Regions from separate parts of the Homo sapiens genome. Here region 2 is linked to region 1. A link is a loop called in an ENCODE intact Hi-C map of the cell type or tissue named here. Cell type or tissue: Panc1. All regions are shown on one strand. Each heading gives the region's core, and the rest is flanking DNA. Links, peaks and the distances in the headings are about the cores only.

Evidence for each region. Hi-C counts contacts between places; a loop is a spot of excess contacts. Peaks named below come from ENCODE experiments on the same cell type or tissue, not always from the same donor. Only the 100,000 strongest peaks of a DNase experiment are listed, where the experiment ranks them.
Region 2: a loop joins it to region 1, with 6 times the contacts of the local background. A loop is called at or near these places in 15 of 110 quality-filtered maps.

The regions. Positions count from the first base shown.
Region 1 is chr3:85,816,799-85,824,798 of GRCh38, forward strand. The region is part of intron 3 of CADM2 (cell adhesion molecule 2); the gene reads left to right. All of the region lies in intron 1 of CADM2-AS2 (CADM2 antisense RNA 2), which reads right to left. Among named protein-coding and RNA genes, the nearest start is that of CADM2-AS2, 7.3 kb to the right of the region's middle. In Panc1, for the core only: CTCF peaks have their summits at 4,532 (motif pointing right) and 4,731; a DNase peak (open chromatin) is centred at 4,502.
Region 2 is chr3:86,556,072-86,569,931 of GRCh38, forward strand. No RefSeq gene overlaps it. Among named protein-coding and RNA genes, the nearest start is that of LINC02070, 81 kb to the left of the region's middle. In Panc1, for the core only: no CTCF peak of the experiment used is centred there; a DNase peak (open chromatin) is centred at 7,490.

The DNA of each region.
Region 1 (8,000 bases), core at 1-8,000:
ATGAATTTATTGTGGTTATATGTTAAATAATATTAGCTACTTTTCAATGTATTCACTTGATTTTCTTCAGTTATTTTTCTGTATTTATAAATACTAAATGTTTTTTCACCCTCTCTTCAGGAGATATTTCTTCACTATTCATACAAAATAATACAATTTAGAAATACCTACTTCTAAATAAATATTTGTAATGTGCCATTTTAAATTGTGTGAGCATGAAAATTACAAATTAGGTTAGGTATTCTACATTTCCTGATTTATTATTTCCCTGCAGGCTCTTGTGAGCCACCCTTGGAAACAGCAGTAAGCAAGCATTTTGCAGCTCTGGTGAAATGTAGGAGGTAGCGTTATTTTAGTACCAAAGTGTGGGTATTTTTAAGAATCAAGTCTCCTGGTTTTACACCTTTTAATGTTGAGACTAGCAAGTGGACTGAAGTACAAATGGAAAGTAGGGAGGTGAAATACTGAGTGATTGCTTTGAGTTTTCCATATCACTCACTTTCACATTTTAGAAAGAAGGGTAGTAGTTTAGAAAGAATAGCAGCAGTGCAAATCTATACATAATATATTGCATTTGGACTTTCAAAGTCCCATCAAATACACATAGTCCACCCTTCTTTTAATGGTGAAAACTGCACTCAGTGAGATTGAATGGGCTATCTCTAAATAGTGAATTTTGATAAAAATATTGTCTGGGTATTGATAAAAATGTTCTCCTGTGGGGATGATGATCAGTTATTTGTCACTTATTTATTTCTTTGCAACTTAAAATCTAACCTCATGACCTTCTGCAAACATTAGTTAGTTGTTCAAAATTTATAAACTTGGTAGTCAGGATAGCTGCACTTGAATCACAGTTCCATCGTGGATTTGTGTGTGATCTTGAACCGACCTTGACTGATTGCATAAACCAATCTCAGTTCCAGCTTGTAAACCTTCTTGAAGTGGAGCTTGCAGTGAGCCGAGACTGCACCACTGCACTCCAGCGTCGGCGACAGAGCGAGACTTCCTCTCAAAAACAAATAAACAAACAAAAAAACCTTCTTGAGGACAATGAGTTTTGAAAGGCCACCTTATCTCATGTCTCGGTGTGTAGGCTGAAACTCTTATCAGAATGTGTTTTGAGATTTTTGAAACATTGGAAAATAAATGTTACATTAAACAAAATTCAAAGCAAAACAAATCATAAGCCTATCATTTAAGGTCTTAAGCAGTTTCTATCTAGGAAGTTGAGATCTTATATACTCCTTTTAGAACAAAAATGGCTGTGTTGTGGGCAAATACCTGAACTGGGCCTTTTAGTCAATCAGACATAAAGCAAAGACCCTGTGTTCTTAGTGCTGTAACTACATTGAGGGTAACAACGAAACGGAGATTTCTAATTTGGAGATTCAATGGCTACTCTAAAGGATTTGGGGGAAAGACCTAAGTGAGGGGGAAATAATTTAAGAGACAAGGAAGAGTTCACTCCTTCCTTTCCTGACTCTGTTACTTTTCATGTTGAGTGTGGGCTCTTTTGGTGAGAAATGTATGAAAGAGGCTCTCCCACCTGCAGGGCTGCCTCTGAGTCTGTGCGACAAACAGCAGCATAAAGTGAGAGGGGGAAGCCAGCGCTGGTGCTTGACACTGGCAGCTACTTATACTGGCAGCTACTTTTACTTTGTTACCTTCTGTGTGTTGACTGGGTATCTAGCAAACCAAAATGTGCATTTCTATTTTGTTTATTACCTCCTCACTAAATACTCTCTCAGTAGTTCAAATAGTGTTTTGTAACTTCTTTATCAACTCATTAAATGATTCTGTATTATCTATAAATAATTTTGCTTCTGCCATTGAATAGCCCTAGCTATTATCTTTTATCTTAGCACATTCATCACAATATAAATTCTTTAAAAGTTAGAACACTGAAAAAAGGAAATCAGTATCTGAACAGCTATAGAAAGAGAGGCTTTGAGGAAAGAGAGGTGAAAGAAAGATAAAAATGATTTTAGCAGCTAAGGTGTGACATCATGATGGCCTGGAACAGAGCATGAGCTAAGAAAACAGAGAAAGAATGTATATTAATCAAGGTTCTCCAGAGGAACAGAACTAATAGGATAGACGTATATGTGAAAGGGAGTTTATGAAGGAGAATTGACTCACATGATCACCAGATGAAGTCCCATGATGGTCATCTGCAAGGTGAGGAGCAAGGAAGCCAGTAGTGGCTCAGTCTGAGTCCCAAAGCCTCAAAAGTAGGGAAGCTGACAGTGCAGCCTTCAGTCTGTGACCAAAGGCCCCAGAACCCCTGGCAAACCACTGGTGTAAGTCCAAGGGTCTGAAAGTCAAAGAACCTAGAGTCCGATGTTCAAGGGCAGGAAGCATTCCGCATGGGAAGAAGATGAAAGCCAGAAGACTCAGCAAGCCAGCTTCTTCCACCTTTTCCTGCCTGCTTTGTTCTATTGGTGCTGGCAGCGGATTGGATGGTGCCCACCCACATTGAGAGTGGGTCTTCCTCTCCCAGTCCACTGACTCAAAGGTTAATCTCCTCTGGCAACACCCTCACAGCCACACCCAGAAAACAACAATAATTTGCATCCTTCAATCCAATCAGGTTGACACTTAATATTAACCATCACAGAATATATATGAAAAGTTTTAAGGCAAGAAATTTACTGGGCTTTGTGATATAGTTAAGCAACAAAAAACTAATTCCCGATTTTCAAACTAGGAGCAATTTTTAGTCTAATTTTGAGTAGTCATGCAATTGATTACATTATTAAAAGATCTTAAAGCTCCCTACCATCCATTTATGGTAGAGAAGGTGTCATCAAGGAAATTAATTATAATTCTGAGTTTCTGTGGAATCCTAAGTTTACAAATTCAAAAGAAATTAATAGTCATATTAATTCACTATATCATTACAGTTTGATGTTATATGCATGACAGTAATTAAGATTCATTTATTCATTCAGTAACAATTATTAAACTGCTTTTTGCAGTTTTTCTAGGCGCTTGAGATTTATCAGAGGACAAAACAGGCAAAACTCTGCCTTCATGCAACTTACTCTCAGATGGGAAGAAACTGATCATAAACAAAATAAATGAGTGAACATATGGTTTGTCTGAGAGTGCAAAATTCTGTGAAGAAACAAAACTTGGGGAAGAGAGATAAGAAAAGCTATTTTAAATAAATGTGAGAGAAAGCTTCATGAAGGTGACATTGCAGCAGACACTCATATAAGGACAGAGAGGTAGAAGTGTCATGTCTCATCCTTTAGAAGGATAGTGAGCCAAGCAGAGAAGCAGCCAGAAGTAAAGACACTCTGAGCATGTTGAAAGAAGAGCTCAGCCAGCGTGAGCAGACCAAAGTGGATAAGAAGAATAGAGGAGAGGAAGGCAGAGGTAGTGGGATGAGGAGAGTGATCAAAGGGGCCTTGTCAGCCATAGAATAATTCTGAATTTTTCTCAGATTGAGATGAGAAACGAGCAGAGAGTGTTGATCATGGGAGTTAGATGATCCTATAAACATTTTCACAGTAACACTCAGGCTGTTATCAGAAAAGTAGACTATGGGGAAGGGAGAGAGGATCAGAAGCAGGGAGACCAATTAGAGAGCTATTGCATTAATCCAAGCAAAAGATGAAGTTGGTTTGGATCAGAGTTAGCAATGAGGATGATGAGAATAGATGGAATGTTCTGTGTATTTGAAAGTAGAGCAAATAGGACCAGCTGATGGCAAGAATGTGAGGTTGAAGAGTGAAAGAGGAGTCATGGATGATTTCATGGCTTTTGACTTGAACACTTGAAATAACAAACTTGAGATGGAGAAGCTTGCAGGAGGTGAAGGTGGTGATTGTTTTGTGGGAAGGTTTGGATTTGTCCTTTTGAGCTTATTAAACATACAAGAGGAGATTACATGATAGCCAATTGGGTATATGAGTCTGGAGTCCACAGACAAGCAAGTTAAAGATCTTAAATACAGAGTAGATATGTATTATCAGGCTTGATGGCTTAAGAAGATCTAGGGAAAAGGAGTCCAAGGACTGAGTTCTAGGATCCATCAGTAACCACAGGTTAAGGAGGTGAGGGGGAGACAGCACTTGAATCATGAATTTAAATACTCTTTTTATTTTTAAAAATGTTTACAAAAAGAGCTTTCCAAATATTGTGACATTTGACTTGCAGAATTCTACTTCTGAAAAGCAGCGATAAAACTACGTTGGCTATTGTTTGTCCTGCAGTTACAAGTTGCAAGAGTTTTGACTTTCATTATCATCCTTTGATGAGTACCTATCCTTATTATACAAATCCAGAAAAAAATAATTCTATTGTGGTTCTCTGCATACAATATGATTCCTCACGCTTGCCTTTGGAGATGAAGTTTTCTCCTTCAAGCATGCTTTACCTTGTCTTGTTCAGCCTCAGAATCCCAGATAGCAAGACAAGAAAGCTTTGCTCTCTTTTCCAGGAAGATAGTTAGCAAGAACAGGGAGGGCAGGATCAGACATCAATAATCTTACTAGGGGAATGGCATTTACCTCTAGGCCACCAGAGGGCAGGGCATCAATCCTTCATCTGTCCTGGGTATCTGCAGAAGCCTCTAAGAACACCTGCAAGTTATTTTAAGTCTATATCACCCACTTCCTACTCTTATTCATATCACTGAAGAAAACAAAGTGGAAACAACCAGAACCAAAGCAAAATGCTCCCTAAATCCTAGTCCTCCTTTAGCTTAATCTACTTTTTTTCCTGGGACTAGAAAGAAAGGGGGCTGTTTGTTTTTGTTGCATACACAAGAAGTTAGGGTATACACTCTGTATACATCAGACTGTATCAGGAACTGTTTTATCTTCTATGCAACAAGCATTTTTCTGAACAAGGTCTAGGTGTGGAGCTGCAATGGTGATCATGACAAACTAACCTTATTCATGGAACTTTGTCAGTACTTCTCAAATCATTTTTGAGGGCCATTTTTCTCTATATATCAAGCACAAATAATGCTTTTGTAATGTACAATAAAATGAATTACTATAAAACAAAATAATAAGGCATTCAAAATGCAAGTTTCAGCTTATTATTAGGTTCTGCAAATATAACATAAAAAATAAAAATGTATGTATTTGTTGAGTGTGGATATATTGGGAATAATATAGATAATTATTATGCTTATAATTTTTTGTTATTCTGGAATTAGAACTAAACACAAAGTTATGAGAGAAACAGTAATTTTTCATATTAAATGTCTATATGCATATTTAGAATGAACATCATATACATCAAATATTTACATTTTAATGTGGCACATGCTTGGTTGTGGCTTATTAATTTATATAATCCCTTTGGATTGGTTACAGCATTTCTTGCTGGGAATAATGTATAATCTGAACTGTTTCCATTCTTTGTATTAACATCAGTTATAGCAGAGAAATGAATCTTAGAGAAATACATTGGCAGTAATGGAAGAAGAGATTTTGAAGCAATTTCAGCAAGTTTAGGATATTTATTTTACAATTTTTTCCAGGGCCAGGTGCGGTGGCTCATGCCTGTAAACCCAGCACTTTGGGAGGCCGAGGCAGGCAGATCACTTGAGGTCAGGAGTTCAAGACCAGCCTGGCCAACATGATGAAACCCCGTCTTTACTAAAAATACAAAAATTATCCAGGCATGGTGATGTATGCTTGTAATCCCAGCTACTTGGGAGGCTAAGGCAGAAGAATTGCTTGCACCTGGGGGGCGAAGGTTGCAATGATCTGAGATCACGCTACTGCACTCCAGCCTAGGCGACAGAGCGAAACTCCATCTCAAATAAATAAATAAAATAAAATAAAATAAAATTGTATCCAAAAAAGGCAAATTTTACCACATTTTCAAAAATTCATCATCAGTCCTGCATTAGTAGCCTGCTCCAGTATTTATCCTATAAAGTTATAGTTAAATACATTTTTATGAAAGAAATCAACTCAGGATCCATGAATTTTCATATGTGGATCTTATGTGACAAAATATAAATTCAAAATGTTCTATCAGTGTTCTAAAATGGTCTATGATAACTTTTCCTAAATGTGCGATATCAAGATCATCACTTTTTCACTGATTATTGTACTTAATTTATGAACCATGTCATAAATAATTGTAGAAACTCTATTATTCTAAGCTTCTAACTTTTGCTTGGTCCTTTGATCCTACCTGCCATTGCAAAGCATGTTGCATTCATTCCTTGCAATCAGTAGAAAGATCTTTAAAGATACCAAATATATAAGATAAGTGAAGGCTGGCTGTCCAACCTACATATTTAAAACTTTGGAATGGGCTAGTTTCTTATCTTGTATAAATAAAAGTTTTTTGTTGTTCAGATATTCTCAAGAATTTTTCCATGTGTAAACTTGGTGCCTCAACATGCAGTATAGGTGCTATAATCAACATCTATGTTATTACATAATAAATATAACAATTTTGTATTTAATGAATTAGCTTTTACATACATAAATCACAAATTTTACGAAATAGCTAAGAACCCTGATATTTAGCTGATACTTCTATTGTGCACTAAGGTTTTCTTGACGAAGGAAGCAGTACCTTGGTTTATGGTCTATATGAACTCCTTAATCAGACTACATCAAAATATTTCCCTGCCATGGTAGCTTGCCAATCTACTTCTAGAAAACAAACAAACAAAAACAAACCACAAACCACATTACTGATTTCTAAGCATTTTTCTCAATGTGTGTATTTATCTCTTTGCTGGTGAGTAATAAACTGTTGTGGACTGGCAGTTTGAGGAGCACTGTTATGTGGAAAGTAGAGATAATGTCTACTTTGCAGAGTTGTTGTTAAGATTATCCATAATCTTCACAAAGTGTCTATCAAATATTATCACAGACATTTAATTTACGAGAGCTATTAATTTGCATTGTACAATTATTTTTCATTTTAAGCAAATCTATAGTACAAAGAGAATAAGTAACAGACTGTATCTGAACTGAAAAAGTGGATGACCTTGTAGAGAAATTTATCTGTCTGTTTATAGCTATGCGTCAACATTTTGATATATAAAGATACAGGTATGTAAGTATAATAGAGTATCTCCTGCAAGAAAAACTAACAAATTGTTAAAGAGTGGTCAATATATAGGCAGAAAAATTACAGCCCATCCGCGAGATTAGAGAAAAAACAAAACAAAACTCAAAACAGGAGATGAATTTAGAGATTGCTTCAAAAGGTGACAGAACAAGTTACTACAGTATGAGACAGTGCTAAAAGCTTTCTATGCATTTCGCTGTTGTAATTTTATTCTGGGACGTTTTTCACCCAATCAAAACGTACTGGAGAAATAGTGGATAGTTTATTTTACTTGAGGATGCTTAAAAAGCACTAACTCATATTGTACTCACAATGGAGATACTGCTATGCACATTTTACATACAAGAATATTGAAGCAGAGGGAAACTTAGTAATTTGCTTAAGTTGCAATGTCCTTGGTGGTGCAAGGATACTAAGCAGTCTGATGTCACTCATAGCCTTTGCTTATCCATGGTTTAGAGTGCTGTGTCATGGATAGTAAATGGGAGCTTAAAATGGAAAACTTAGTGTAAACTTGTGTGGGAAATAAAATGGATAGAGATTTTTTTTTTAAGAAAAAACAAAAAAACTCAAGGTGAGTGCACAGTGCACAAAGTGCTGTGAAAGGTGATGGAGGTAAAGAGGTATGACTCTTTTGTCACTGGGAGGTCTAGCTGGCACTGTTGTCTCTGAGGAATTAAAGCTACTTGTGAGACAGAGAACCAAGTGTGCAATCAGGGTGGAGTCTCTTCATTCGTGGGTTGAGTCTAAAGAGCACATGGAAAGGGAAAATCACTTGTAATGTTTAAATTGTTCAAAAGTCCCTAAAATTGCCCCCAAGCATGAGAAGTACATCCCATATGTCATTTCACTTTCTGGGTGTTTATTTGCTTGCTGAGTGGAGTGGCAGTCTATCCTGTATGGAGCAAGGTCAGGTACTTCATATGAGAAGCAGTAAG
Region 2 (13,860 bases), core at 2,516-10,515, 740 kb after region 1:
AATATTATATTCCCAAACAGCAAGAAGCATATTCTTCTTAATTATAAATGGAAAATTCACCAAGAATGAACAATAAATCAAGTCTCAATAAGTTTAAAAGAGTCAAATCATATAGATTATACTCTTTGACCATAATGCTATCAAACTGTAAATAAGTGGCAAAAAGATATCTGAAAAATCTTCAAGTATTAGAAGTTAAACAATTAATTTTCCAATAAATCATATATTTATAGAAGAAATCCCAGTAAGTGTTTTAAAAATATTTCTAAATGAATGATTATAAAAACACAGTATTTCTAAATTAACAGGGTGCCACAGAATGTTTCAAAGAAAATACATATTTTAAATGCTTATATTAGAAAAAGTGAAAGATGCAAAATAAATGATAAGCTGCCACTTTAAGAAGATATACAAAGAAAAGCAAGTTAAAATTAAAAGAAAAATAGAATAATAAAAATAATAGCAGAAATGAATGAAATAGAAAATAAACAGTAGCTAAAATTGACAGTCAAAGGTTAGTAAATTTTGTTCCTCACAACTTGACTTACAAAAAAACTAAAGTCTTTGATATGGTTAACAAAATTGTTAAATCCATACGAAGACTGAGTATTAAAATAAAGAGAGAAAAAGGTGCAAGTCACCAATATCATGATGAAAGAGGGGACATCTTTACAGATGCTGCTGACATTTAAAGGATCATAACATTATGCCAATTAAATTGACAACTGAGGTGAAACGTGCATATTTTTTGAAGATCACAGCTTCCCCAATTCAAAACAAGAAATAGAAAATTTTAGTAGATCTCTATCTATTTCATATTTTTGTAATTAAAAAGAAATCCCACAAAGAAATTCCTGACACAAATAGTTTCAGTGGTGAATTCTGTAAATTGTTTAAGAAAGACATAATATCAATATCAAACAAAACTCTTCAGAAACTAGGGGAGGAAGGAGCATTTCCTAACTTGTTTTTGTGAAGTAAACGTAAGCCTGATAGAAAACCAGACAAATATATTATAATAAAATAAAACTGCAGACCAATGTTCCTCATGAACATAACAGAATATTAGCAAATCCAATCCAGCAATTCATAAAAAAGGATAATACAATATAATGGTTCGTTTTATCTCTGAATTGTAAAATGGCTTAACAAAAAATCAATATAATCTGCTACCATTTTAAGAAAAATCATATGATGATGTAAATAGACATAGAAAACACCATTTGACAAAATGCAACACCAATTCATGACAAAAGCTATAAGCAAACTAAAAAAAATAAATAGAACTTCCTTATCTACAAGAGGGCAGCTACAAAAATCTACAAGGCTCATCATAGCTAATGGTGAAGTATTAAACACTCCTCCCACCTCAACATTGAGAAGAAAAAAGGAATGTCTCCTTTCAACGTTACTACTGAACATTGTACTATACCAGTGGAAGTGGGGTCACATCTGTCCAAAAACATCTGAAGGGAGTGGTGTTAGCCAGAGAACTACTAGAGTGGGATACAGTATTCCACTGTAGTATACTATAGAAACTGTATCCCACTGTGGTAGCTCTCTGGCTACAGATTACTTGTAGCCGTAATATCCTATAAGGTATAGAGTGGTTTTGTGCAGATAATTTCTAAGCAATTTTAACCTGGGTTTATGTCACATAGGTGAATCATAGTTTCCAGAGAACAAAAACAACATAGATTACCTGGTTTTCTGAAATCTATATTCATCTTTAATGAACCACAGGTTTAATACTCCCTGTTATTACAAGGCTGAATCAACAGGCCATCACAAAGTACATTGAGATCATATATTAACCATAACAGCACACAGAAGAAGGAGGTTAAAACCATATAATCTCAATTAATTTAATTTGTAATTTCTGAAGTACTTGGTGCAAGATGATAACTTTATAACATACTTCAAGTATACCAGTTTTGAAAGCTACAACAGGATATTTTATGGTTCCAATAGTGTCCTACTAATCATAATTGTGCAAAATACTGTAGAAAGTTATATAGAGATCTAAGAGCTAAATGTGACTTTTATTTATTTTTCAATAGCAGAAAAAATCCCACTAATACTCTAGTAGGGATCTAAATGGAAAGAAGGCATTTTAATAACACTATTCTCAGTCAAAAGGAAGAATAAATACCATACATGAGAAACAGCCAATAAACGCCAATTGTAGTGCCTTTAAATAAAATTTGAAGTATAAATTGAGTGACAAAATTTTATGCTAATACATTGGAAAAGAGTGAACTGCTTAATTTTATGAATGTGCTTTTCCAATCAGATTAGAGTCATTCATTCACTTTCCCCTGAGCAATTACTAATGGAGAAACAACCAGATGCCTAATACTGTATTCAGTAATGAAAATTAGAAATGGAAAAGTATGTAAGCCATGGCCTGCCTCCAATTTGGTGTAATAAATAGAATAAAAAACTGACAGATTATTATAATACCACTTTATAGTCACTATTCCAGATATATGAACAGATGTTGCAAATTATACAACATAAAGTTAAGTTTGACTTGAAGAGTTGAGGCTGTGTTACCTTTCTCACTCGTTTGCTTCCAAGTGAGGTTTGCACAGAAAACTAGGAGGAGTTTGCTATGTGAGAAAGGGGAGAAAGAGCATTCCAGGTACAGAGTAAAGCATCCACGGGTTTAAATGATGCCCAGCTCATTTGGGAAACCTAAAATATTGGGAGCCCCTGTTATACCTTTCAGAGAGCAGCAGGTCTTGGGGAAATGGGAAGGGAGAGATGGAGCTTGAAACAGAAGCTGCAGCAAAGTTGCAAATGACAATGATGTGGAAGCCTAGGTTAAAGTGGGATTTAATTCCAAAGACAAGCAACAGAGAAGCAGCATTTTAAAACCAGGAGTTACATAGCAGATTATGTTCTTAGGGAGAACATTTTGTGGCAATTCATCAGATGGGTTTAACTAGGGAGAGTCTTGTGGGAGGATGGCCAGTCAGTGGGCTGAAGCAGTATTTCAAGTGAGAATGGACTTCTTCAGCAATAATGGTGGCATCAAAAATGAAATTCTATACTATTGCTATGTACATGTGCACTGCTGATATTTAAAATATATTTTGTTCAGTGCATCAGCAACCCCTTTTCTGTCATTTTTTTCTTTATTAATTGTCTTTTCTTTCACCTGTATAGCCAAATACTCATCCTTTGCTCTAAGTGTTAAAACGATCTGTGCTTTATTCTCCATGTGAACATCTGAATGATTTAAAACAATGGAATTTTAGTTAAAGATACTGGAATCTCTTCAGCATGTGCTAAAGCACTTTAAGAGATAAAAATCCCTAATAATGCCAATCTTCTTCCCATCCTCTTTCTATTTGATTTTGTTGAAAGAAGAAAATGATATAATAAGAGGATTACGATTTTTCTTGATCCGAATTATAATTTTATGTTCTTTCAAAAACAGTAGGATTCACGTGTAGGTTTGAGTGGGAAGCTGATGCACGCTACTGATCATTTTATCAACAGGGAAAAATAAATGAGATCAAAGATCCAAAAATTAGATTTTTAATTTGCAGTTTTATAACAAGTTTTTCCAAATAATACATACATCTTAAATTGCTGAGGTCATTTTTTTTTAATTTTTGCAAAACACAATGCCTGGCAAAATAGAGTGTATAAACTTACGGTCATGTTTGATAAAAACAGCTGATTAATGATGGAATTTAAACAACACAATACTGTGCTCAAAATTTAAATGGCTCCCTCATCTGTTCCTCTCAAATTCAAGCAAATTTTCATGTCAGCACAGGACCTTGATCTGTTATTTTCCAAGGAACCACATTTAAGTCAGGTAAACCTATTTATGTTCCCAGATAATGTGTAATTCCTAGGGGTGTGTGCAGTGCTGTAGGTATAAGTGTGAAGGATAACGGAGAAAGAGGTACATTCTCCCACTAGGGTTTGATGACAGGCTACTGTAACCTCCTACCAGAGAGAATTGGTCGGTTTGTGCAGCCTGCTCACAACCCTTAGCCTGAGCATACATGTCAGCTCTGTGAGGAGCGGTGAAGAGCTTTCTCATCTATGTATCTTACCAGTAAACAGCATAGATGCTTAATAACTACTTACTCAATCAAATTAGTCTTACATGCCCACAGTGCCTAATGTGTGGAGCATTTTCCCCATCCTCCCAATGTCAAAGACAGTTTAAAAGGGCTGCCTTGAAGGAAAAATAAAATCTACATATTTAAAAAATGTAGTTGTGTTAGTCCGCTCTCGCATTGCTATAAAGAAATACTGGAAACTGGGTAATTTATAAAGAAAAGAGGTTTAAGTGGCTCATGGTTCTGCAGGCTTTACAGGAAGCAAGATACTGGCATCTGCTTGGCTTCATGATGGAAGGCAAGAGGAGCAGGCACATCACATGGCCAGAGCAGGAGCAACAGAGCAAGCAGAGAGGTGCTACACAATTTTAGATCACCAGATCTTATGGGAACAAACTTACTATCGCAAGGACAGTACCAAGTAGGATGGTGTTAAACCATTCATGAGAAACACACCTCCATGATCCAAACACCTCCCACCAGGCCAACATTGGGGATTACATTTCAATATGAGATTTGGGCAGGGACACACAGCCAAACTATATCAGAAGTCTTGGAGGTGAGTGTGGAAGAAAGGGGCACTTGATGAACCTTTATTTTGAATGAGTCCTGTAGCAAACTAAGCTTAAACTGTAAGCAAGTTTCCTAGCCTCACTTCATTGAATTTGTTTCTGCATCTGTCATAAAGCAGCAGATTTCTTCCATCTCTTCAATGACATGACACTGATTCACTGAGATTGGGATAATGATGAAAAGACAGGGAAACAGAGAACATTAGTTGTGTTCGTGCACACACACACACACACACACAGACAACTACATTTATTCTACTATCTCCCCTCTACTCTATTCCATATAAGATATGATGCTTTAGGAGGGATGTGGATTGTTTGAGGTTATCTCTCACATTGTAAGTGACAAAAAGGCAGCTCCGTGCAGGGGGATAAGCTTCCGTTGCTCTTATGTCCGTCCATTTCATGTAATAATAAAGGTGAGATTGCTCAGGACATTGAAGATATAATTTGGCCAAGTATAAACAGCACCAAAAATTGCTGAATATGAGGATGATTACGCTGTCAGCAGAGCTATGAGTGCAGGTTTGTGGATAACAAGTAATCACAGTATTCCACAGGCTGAATTGCCTCCTCTGTTCATAAGGAGCAGCCAGTGACATTTAACTCATTCTCATCTTTGTTATCTCAAAGTTTATATACTGGGTGACGTGAAGTTTCTTATCACTACCAGTATAGTTTAACTTTGTATTGCATCACTATTGTAAACACTGCTTATGTTACAGTGATTGCTTACATTGAAAAGTTTTGGAGATACATGACGGGGAAAGCATGAAAAGAAATATGTGGATAGTAGTCTTAGATGCACTTCTGCATCTAATTTTTTTTCCATTGAAAAAGATAAAATAACGAATACATAGCTGCTCGGTTTTTTTTTTTTTTTTAATTATACTTTGAGTTCTGGGATACATGTGCAGAACATACAGGTTTGTTACATAGGTGTACATGTGCCAAGGTGGTTTGCTACACCCATCAACCCATCAGCTAGGTTTTGATCCCCACATGCATTAGGTATTTGTCCTAATGCTCTCCCTGCCCTTGCCCCCCACCTCCCCAGCAGGCCCCAGTGTGTGATGTTCCCCTCCCTGTATCCATGCGTTCTCATTGTTCAACTCCCACTTATGAGTGAGAGCATGCGGTGTTTGGTTTTCTGTTCCTGTGTTAGTTTGCTGAGAATGATGGTTTCCAGCTTCACTCATGTCCCTGCAAAGGACATGAACTCGGTGGTTTTAAAATTAAATCTAGCACATAAAACTACATAACAGGTCCCACCCTCAAGTCGTGATTTATAGTAGAATTCCTTGGGACTGACAGAACAACTAAGATCTAGAAAACTTTCTTGTAGTTTTTGAAAACTACCCAATTTCAAAGTTACAAATATTTATTATTCCTAGAGAAACTAGAAGTTTAGAGGTAGCCTGTGTCATGGGGAAATCTTTGCAAAGAGGTGGTGTGTGCTTTCCTGTGCTTTCCAAAATGTAATGTGTTTTTGAAGTACCGGGACCTGGGGGATCTTATTAAAATGCAGATTTAGGTTCAGTAGCTCTGGCATAGGGCCTGAGACTCTAGAATTGTTAACAAGCTCCCAGGAGAGGCCAGTGCTGCTGCTTAGTGGAACACACTTTGAGTGGCAAGGATATGGACACCTCCCTTACCAAGGAACACTAGTTTAGCTAATTTCTTACTATCTAAGCTGTGTTAAAGATGAAGTTGTGGGAGCTTGTTTTGGCAGGTGTTATCTCAACTGTATCTCTAGTAGCTCAGTGCTTGGTGTATGTCGGTGTTAATAAATATTTGCTGAACTACTAATGTCGACTATGAAGGTTGATACAAACAAGCTCTCACAACTGTGATAGTAAGAACTGTGTTAAATAGTAAGGATAGTGAGAACTGTGAAAAAAGTGAGTCATTTACAATCTCTGGTGAAATACTATTTAAAGGTAAATAGTCACAGAATATTTTTCTTTGATTAATACAGGTGTTAATTCATATATATTTATGGGAAGCAAATTGAGCATTTGGAATATGAGTGTGGAGATTTTTAATCACAAACTTATTTTAAGTCATGTTTAGAAATATGAAGGGTAAGTGTGTCAAGCTGTGCTATTCACATACTCACAAAAATATGTGAATAATTTTATGAGTCTTTGTGTATAATTCTTTTTAAGTATCTTTTTAATAAATATACAAACTGTAAATATACTGATGTTATTAAATGTCAACATATGGGCAAACAGATTTCTTAATAATTTTTTATAACAATTGTTTATTAAATAAATTCTACTCTATCAAAACAGAATTCTTACTATACTCTTATAGTATATACAAATCTATCTTTTTTTAATCCAATGAGAAAGTCAATTTTTTTAGAAGATACACATAGCCTTTCATTTAACTACAAAATGAGAATATGGAAGATATATAGATAAATCTGCCACCTAATGTTAGGTAGTTTGAACTTACGTGGTTTGGTAAACAATGAAGCTAAACAGCTATAATAATAATGTGAAGGGAAGCATATACTGGTATAATAGCTGTGTATATACTTACTTTACTATTATTGACATTTAACACATTTGAGGAAAGGTTAAAAATTATATACACATTATAAAAGGTATTTGTTTCATTATTGCCTCCAAAGAAGTTACAGTGAGCTTGATTTTTAATTTGTTTTGAAACCTAAAAACACATTAAACACATATAGGTGGTTTGTTTATTTTAAATTTAGAAAAGGAATTGATATATTGACTGTAAGTTTCTGTCATAGTTTCTTTCATGATCATAAAATACTTTATTTTCAAAGTTAGACTATGTAGATAATGGCTCCCTCTACTGGTCAAACTATGTTGGTGATATGTATGTAAAGTACTTGAACAACCTAAATTTCACCACACTGAAAAAGAAAACATTTGGCACTCACAGGAATAACCGTTAACTACATTTCTAATACACTGTCATTGTCTGAAAACAAAAAGAATTTGGTATGTAGTTAAAGTTTTATTCTTTGCTTTATGTGAAAGTAATTCTCTTCCTTGTGTATTTATTAGCAATAAAAAACCTAAAGATATCACTTAACTAGAAGACTAAAGTTATATCTTAACTAAAAGACTAAAGATAACTCTAAAAGTAATGAAGACGTAGGGATAACCAAAAGCATCTATTTGATTACAAAAAAATAACTTTATCTTACAGCAATTATGACTCATTTCTAAGCTAAATTATATAATGTAATATCAGCTTTTTTTCCTCCTTTAATTACAGATGTTGCCTAGATTGCTTCTAGCTGAACAGTGTTTATTTTGGCCCCATATGCTTTATCTTTTCAGAAAAATTATGCATTTTCTGAAAGGAAGGGACATGTCTTATGTTCCTAATTATATACTCAAAATTTTAATTAATTCAATTAATTTTTCTGATTTTATAAAACCTAATATTGCTAACTATTGCTCCAAGTTGTTCATAAATTAATTTAAGCCAGAGAGCATAGAAACTATGTTTTGTTCCAATGCTAATATGTAACCTTATTTTAGACCATGTATAGAGCGTACTAAGGTAATTAAAAAAATACTTGCATAGTATATTATCTGTTTCTTATTTATTTAGAATATTTTCATTAACATTTTTTCTTCTTTTTAAAATCTGGTTCGCTACCATATGAGGACTTTCTATGATTTTAAAAATTAACTACTTGGCAAATGCCAAGCTTTTGTTCTACTTGCTGGTAACAGTTACCAAATTCTTCTATGTTGGAGTGGGAGTGGAACACAAGCATGTGAAGTTATTGTCTCAGCAAAATTCACATGGTTATTACTTGGTAGATTGCCTCTTGAATGTCAAATCATAGTTCATTCAACTAGAGCTATCTTAGTGATGCCTTTTAAGGTTTATAGGACCAAATTTTTGCTACACCTGGCATCCTTCAACATCCCTTCACAAAAGATATTTCTGTACTCAAACTCAGATTGTGAATTCTGCCTATCGTTGTGGAACTAATAATTTTCTTTTTGAATTACATTCATTTTTTATTCTTTTTTCTCTGGTTATTCCTCAATCCATCAACAGTTGAGCTCCCAGAAGATTAATACATGCAATTTACAATTGAATTACAACATTTCCAATACAATCCTCTTGGAACTGTTAGATTCAGAGTGCTCCCTTTTGATGCTATTCTCTTAAAAATATTATTACTGACATTTTCATAATCTCTTGCAAATAAAACATCGGTAATAGTTCAGACGAGCATATTACATTAACTACGAAGTATACATCATTGGTATGAACACATTTTGGGAAGTCAGGTTTGTAATAAAAACTACAAAAAAATACAAATTCCTCCATTCATAATAAAGATTTGCTCTTTTGAATATCACCTTAACAAGATGACAGGAAAAAAAAAACTGTGTTTCTATGTATAGATTATAAATCCATTTAAAATTATAATGGCCTTTGAGCTTTTCTAAATGTAAAAATATTACCATAAATGGTTCTCAAAGCAAAAAGTATTATGCAAATAAAATGGGTATCTAGAATTAGAACTTTGGGAGGAAGTAGTTAGTGGTATGAAAAAGTTTAACTGATGCTGAACATTTAACAAGAGAAGTGAATAATTTTACTTTTTACTCAGTTTTTCCTGATGGAAGAGCAGGTTCAATAGCCAAAAATGGCCTTTAATTTTTAATTAAATGTAAGCCTGAAAGACCTGTGGTTTGAAGACACCTTTGGGCATGATTTAATAGCCTATTAATACTTGTCTAAATCTTGTTTTTCAGCATAGCGCACATTAATGGAGCTCCCAAAAATTCGTAAGAATATATCTATATATAATACAAGTGATTCCATCTTAGGATTTTGAAGTATTCTGGAGGTCACCTAATGCAATCTTTAGTCAGTGAGTTAATCCTGTGCCATTTCTAATAAATAGTCATTTATCTTGTTCTTGAACATTGTTAGTATTGGGTAATTTACAGCTTTTTAAGGTATTAGTGAAGAGATATAACTTCAATGTTTACATGTTATATGAAAAAGTGTCTCCTTTTAAATTCTATCCATTGATCCTATTTTTGCTTTTTGGGAAGAGTTGGTAGGATTACTCCATACTTCTTCAACCATTTCTCATATGGCATAATCACAAAATACTGCGTTTCTCTGGTTTCCTATTTCAGAATGTTTCTTAGTTTGTTAATGTTTTCCTAAATATCTAGTCAAGAGTTGGGCAAATTTTAAGTGCAGTAAATAAAAATAGATAACTGAGAAATAAGCAGATTCTTCATCATCACAAACAGATCTTTTTTTTTTTTTTTTTTTTTTTTTTTTTTTTTGAGACAGAGTCTTCCTCTGTCCCCCAGGCTGGAGTGCAGTGGCGAGATCTCAGCTCACTGCAAGCTCTGCCTCCCGGGTTCATGCCATTGTCCTGCCTCAGCCTCCTGAGTAGCTGGGACTACAGGTGCCCGCCACCATGCCTGGTTAATTTTTTGTATTTTTAGTAGAGGCGGGGTTTCACTGTGTTAGCCAGGATGGTCTCGATCTCCTGACCTCGTGATACGCCCGTCTCGGCCTCCCAAAGTGCTGGGATTACAGGCGTGAGCCACTGTGCCCAGCCACAAATAGATCTCTTAAATCTGTGTATTTGATATTATATCCATATACTCAAATATTTTTATAACATTTTATTATAAATGAAAAACATTAAGTAATACTAGTATTTAGAATAGCTTACGTCTAAGCTGCCCATGGTCATATTAGTAACATTTCACAAAAATTATATATTGGGACAAGGCAGAAATTGATAACTAATCACAAAAGGTATTGTGTAAGATTATTAAAGAGATTCATAGATTTTTAAATTAAAAATCAGAAGACTCCAGACACTCGGTCTCCCTCCCAAAAGCAAGTCACTTTTACCAGTCTATGTACCTCCTAATTTTCTGTTGCTTTTTAGAAATGCTTTCTCTCATGACAATAAGTTTTAAACAATGCTTCATGTAAATAAAGTAATTGACAGGCAAAATGACAATGAAGAAGGAAGAAATGGAATTATCTTGGAGATTTGAATTGCTTTCACTTGGACATTTAATAATTTCTTTTACAAAAGACATAGGATATTTACACTTTGGAATTTTCAGTTTCAAAGATGGGAAGGATAAATTTGTTTCCTGCTGAGAAAATTTTCAAAGAAGTTTTAGAGTTTTCAAAATAGTTATAGCCAACAATCCTAAAGATTTCTTTCTCAAGTAGTATGAAATGGTTTGCAAACTAATCATTTGATAGAGATTATAGTTTTTTTCCATAGGAAATGGCTTTTTAGATCTAAATTGACAGTGCTGCACTGTCTTTACTTATTCCTCTGATTGTTTATAGATATTATGAATCCCTTGGATGCAGAAATTTTAGGGAGAGTGATAATAGCTTTATGAGGAGTGGATGGACTCACAATTAGATCATCTAAAATATTATATATGCTATAAAATGCACTTTGCTGAATTGATTTTTTCATTAAATAATTACTGCTGAACACAACTTCTTGAGTAAACAGGTGCCAAAATTTACTAATTTTTTGTTATATCTCAAAAGAAAGCTAAAGTTCATTGCCATAATATGAACTTACTGTATACTCACATGGTGGAGAGAGAGAGAGGAGAGAGAGAGAGAGAGAGAGAGAGACTCCCTTCTTATAAGGGCACTAATCCCATCATAAGGGCTTCATCCTCATGAGGCAATCATTTCCCAAAGTACATATCTTCAAATTCCATTACATTGGAGATTTATGTTTCAATATGATTTTGGGGTACACAAGCATTCCATCCATAGCATTCTTCAAAATGGATCATAAACCTACATGTAAAGTACAAAACTTTAAAACTCTTAGAAGATAATATAGCAGGAAACCTAGATGACTTTGGTGATGGGGATGACTTTTTAGTTACAACACCAAAGGCACAACCTATGAAAGAAAAAATTGATGAGATAGACTTCATTAATATTAAAAACTTCTATGTTAAAAAAGACACTGTCAAGAAAATAAGACAAGCTGCAAACTGGAAAAAACATTTGCAAAACCACAGCCAATAAAGGACTTCTATTCAAGATATACAAAGAACTCTTAAAATCCATCAATAACAAATTAAAAATTCCAATAGAAAATGGGCTGGAACCAGGTGCAGGAGCACATACCTGTAGTCCCAGCTACTTGAGAGAATGAGATTTAGAAGTTGCTTGAGCCCAGGAGTTTGAGGCCAGCCTAGAAAATATGGCAAGACCCTGTCCATAAAACAAACAAACAAACAAAACAAATTAAAAAAATCAAAAGGGCCAAAGATTTTAAGACACCTTACCAAAGAAGATATATATACAGATGGCCGACAAGCATATGAAAAGATGCTTCATATCACATGTCATTAGGGAAATGAAAATTAAAACTACAATATTATACCACTATATACTCATTAGAATGGCCAAAATCCAGAACACTGACAAAACCAAATGCTGACCAGGATGGTGGAGCAACAGGAACTCTCATCGCTGGTGGGAATATAAAGTGGTACAGCCACTTTGAAAGAAAATTTCGCAGTTTCATACAAAACTAAGCATAACACTTTCCATATCACCCAACAATGATACTTCCTGATGTTCCCCTAAATAGGCTGCAAACTTAAATTCTCACTAAAATCTGCACATAGATATTTATAGCAGCTTTCTTCATAATTGCCAAAACCTGGAAGCAACCAAGATATCCTTCAGTAGGTGAATGGATAAACAAACTGTGATACATCTAGAGGATGGAATATTATTCAACACCAAAAACAATAAACTATCAAGCCATGAAAAGACACAGAGGAAACTTAAATGTATATTGCTAAGTCCAAGAAGCCAGTGTGAAAAGTCTATGTAGTGTATGATTACAACTATATGACATTCAAAGAAGCCAGCGTGAAAAATCTACATGGTGTATGACTTCAACTATGTGACATTCTGGAAAAGGCAAAATTCTGGAAAAGTAAAAATATTAGTGGTTGGCCAGGTATAGAGGGGATGGAGGAAGAGAAGAAAAGGCAGAGCACAGAGGATTTTTTTTTTTTTTTTTTTGAGTCGGAGTCTCACTCTGTTGCCCAGGCTGGAGTGCAGTGGCGTGATCTCGGCTCACTGCAAGATCCGCCTCCTGGGTTCACGCCATTCTCCCGCCTCAGCCTCCCACGTAGCTGGGACCACAGGCGCCCACGACCAAACCCGGCTAATTTTTTGTATTTTTAGTAGAGACGGGGTTTCGCCGTTTTAACCAGGATGGTTTTGATCTCCTGACCTTGTGATCCTCCCTCCTTGGCCTCCCAAAGTGCTGGGATTACAGGCGTGAGCCACCATGCCCGGCCGCACAGAGGATTTTTAGGGCAGTGAAACTATTCTGTAGGATACTATAATGGTGGATATATGTCATTATACATTTTCCAAAACCCATGGAATATACAAAAACAAAATGAAACAACTAATGTAAGCTGGATTTTGAATCATGATGGGTCAATATAGATTCATAATTGTAATAAATGTACCACTGGGGGCTTCAAGTTTACAGTGTGGAAGCTGTGCATATGTGGGGAGAGGGAGTATACGAAATTTTTCTGTATTTTCTGCTTAATCTTTCTGTGAATTTAACACCACTGTAAAAAACAAAATCTATTTGAAGGAATAAAAGAATAAATTATATAAACATGTAATTAAGTTTTATTAAAAAGTAATAAGTATTCAAAATAAAAATAAGTGTTCTATTTCTATATTTCCAGGAAGAAAGTAAATCATTTAGTTGATTAGCATTTTGGAAATTATGATAAATAAATTGTGAGAAAGATACTACTGATGCGAAGCTATATAATTGTTACTGACAGAAACATTTCCTGTTAAGTCTTATTATTTTAGAGACTTTTCCAATATACTTCAGCCACTTGGAAGAAGCAAAATAGTGTGCAGAGATTCAGTTGTGGACTTTCATTCAATAAGGACCCTGAGAATTTAACAGAAAGCAAGATAATATGTCAGATAATAGGGAAGAGAGGGTGGTCATGCAGTCTGCATTGAGGGGCCAGGCTGAAGTCTGTGAGTGAAACCCCAATGTGGGAGAGAAGCGGAGAGTGTCGTTCAATGATCCACCTTTCCCTTGGGAAACTCTCCAACCAAGCCACTGGTGAGCACCCTGTCCCTCCCAAGCCCTGGACCTA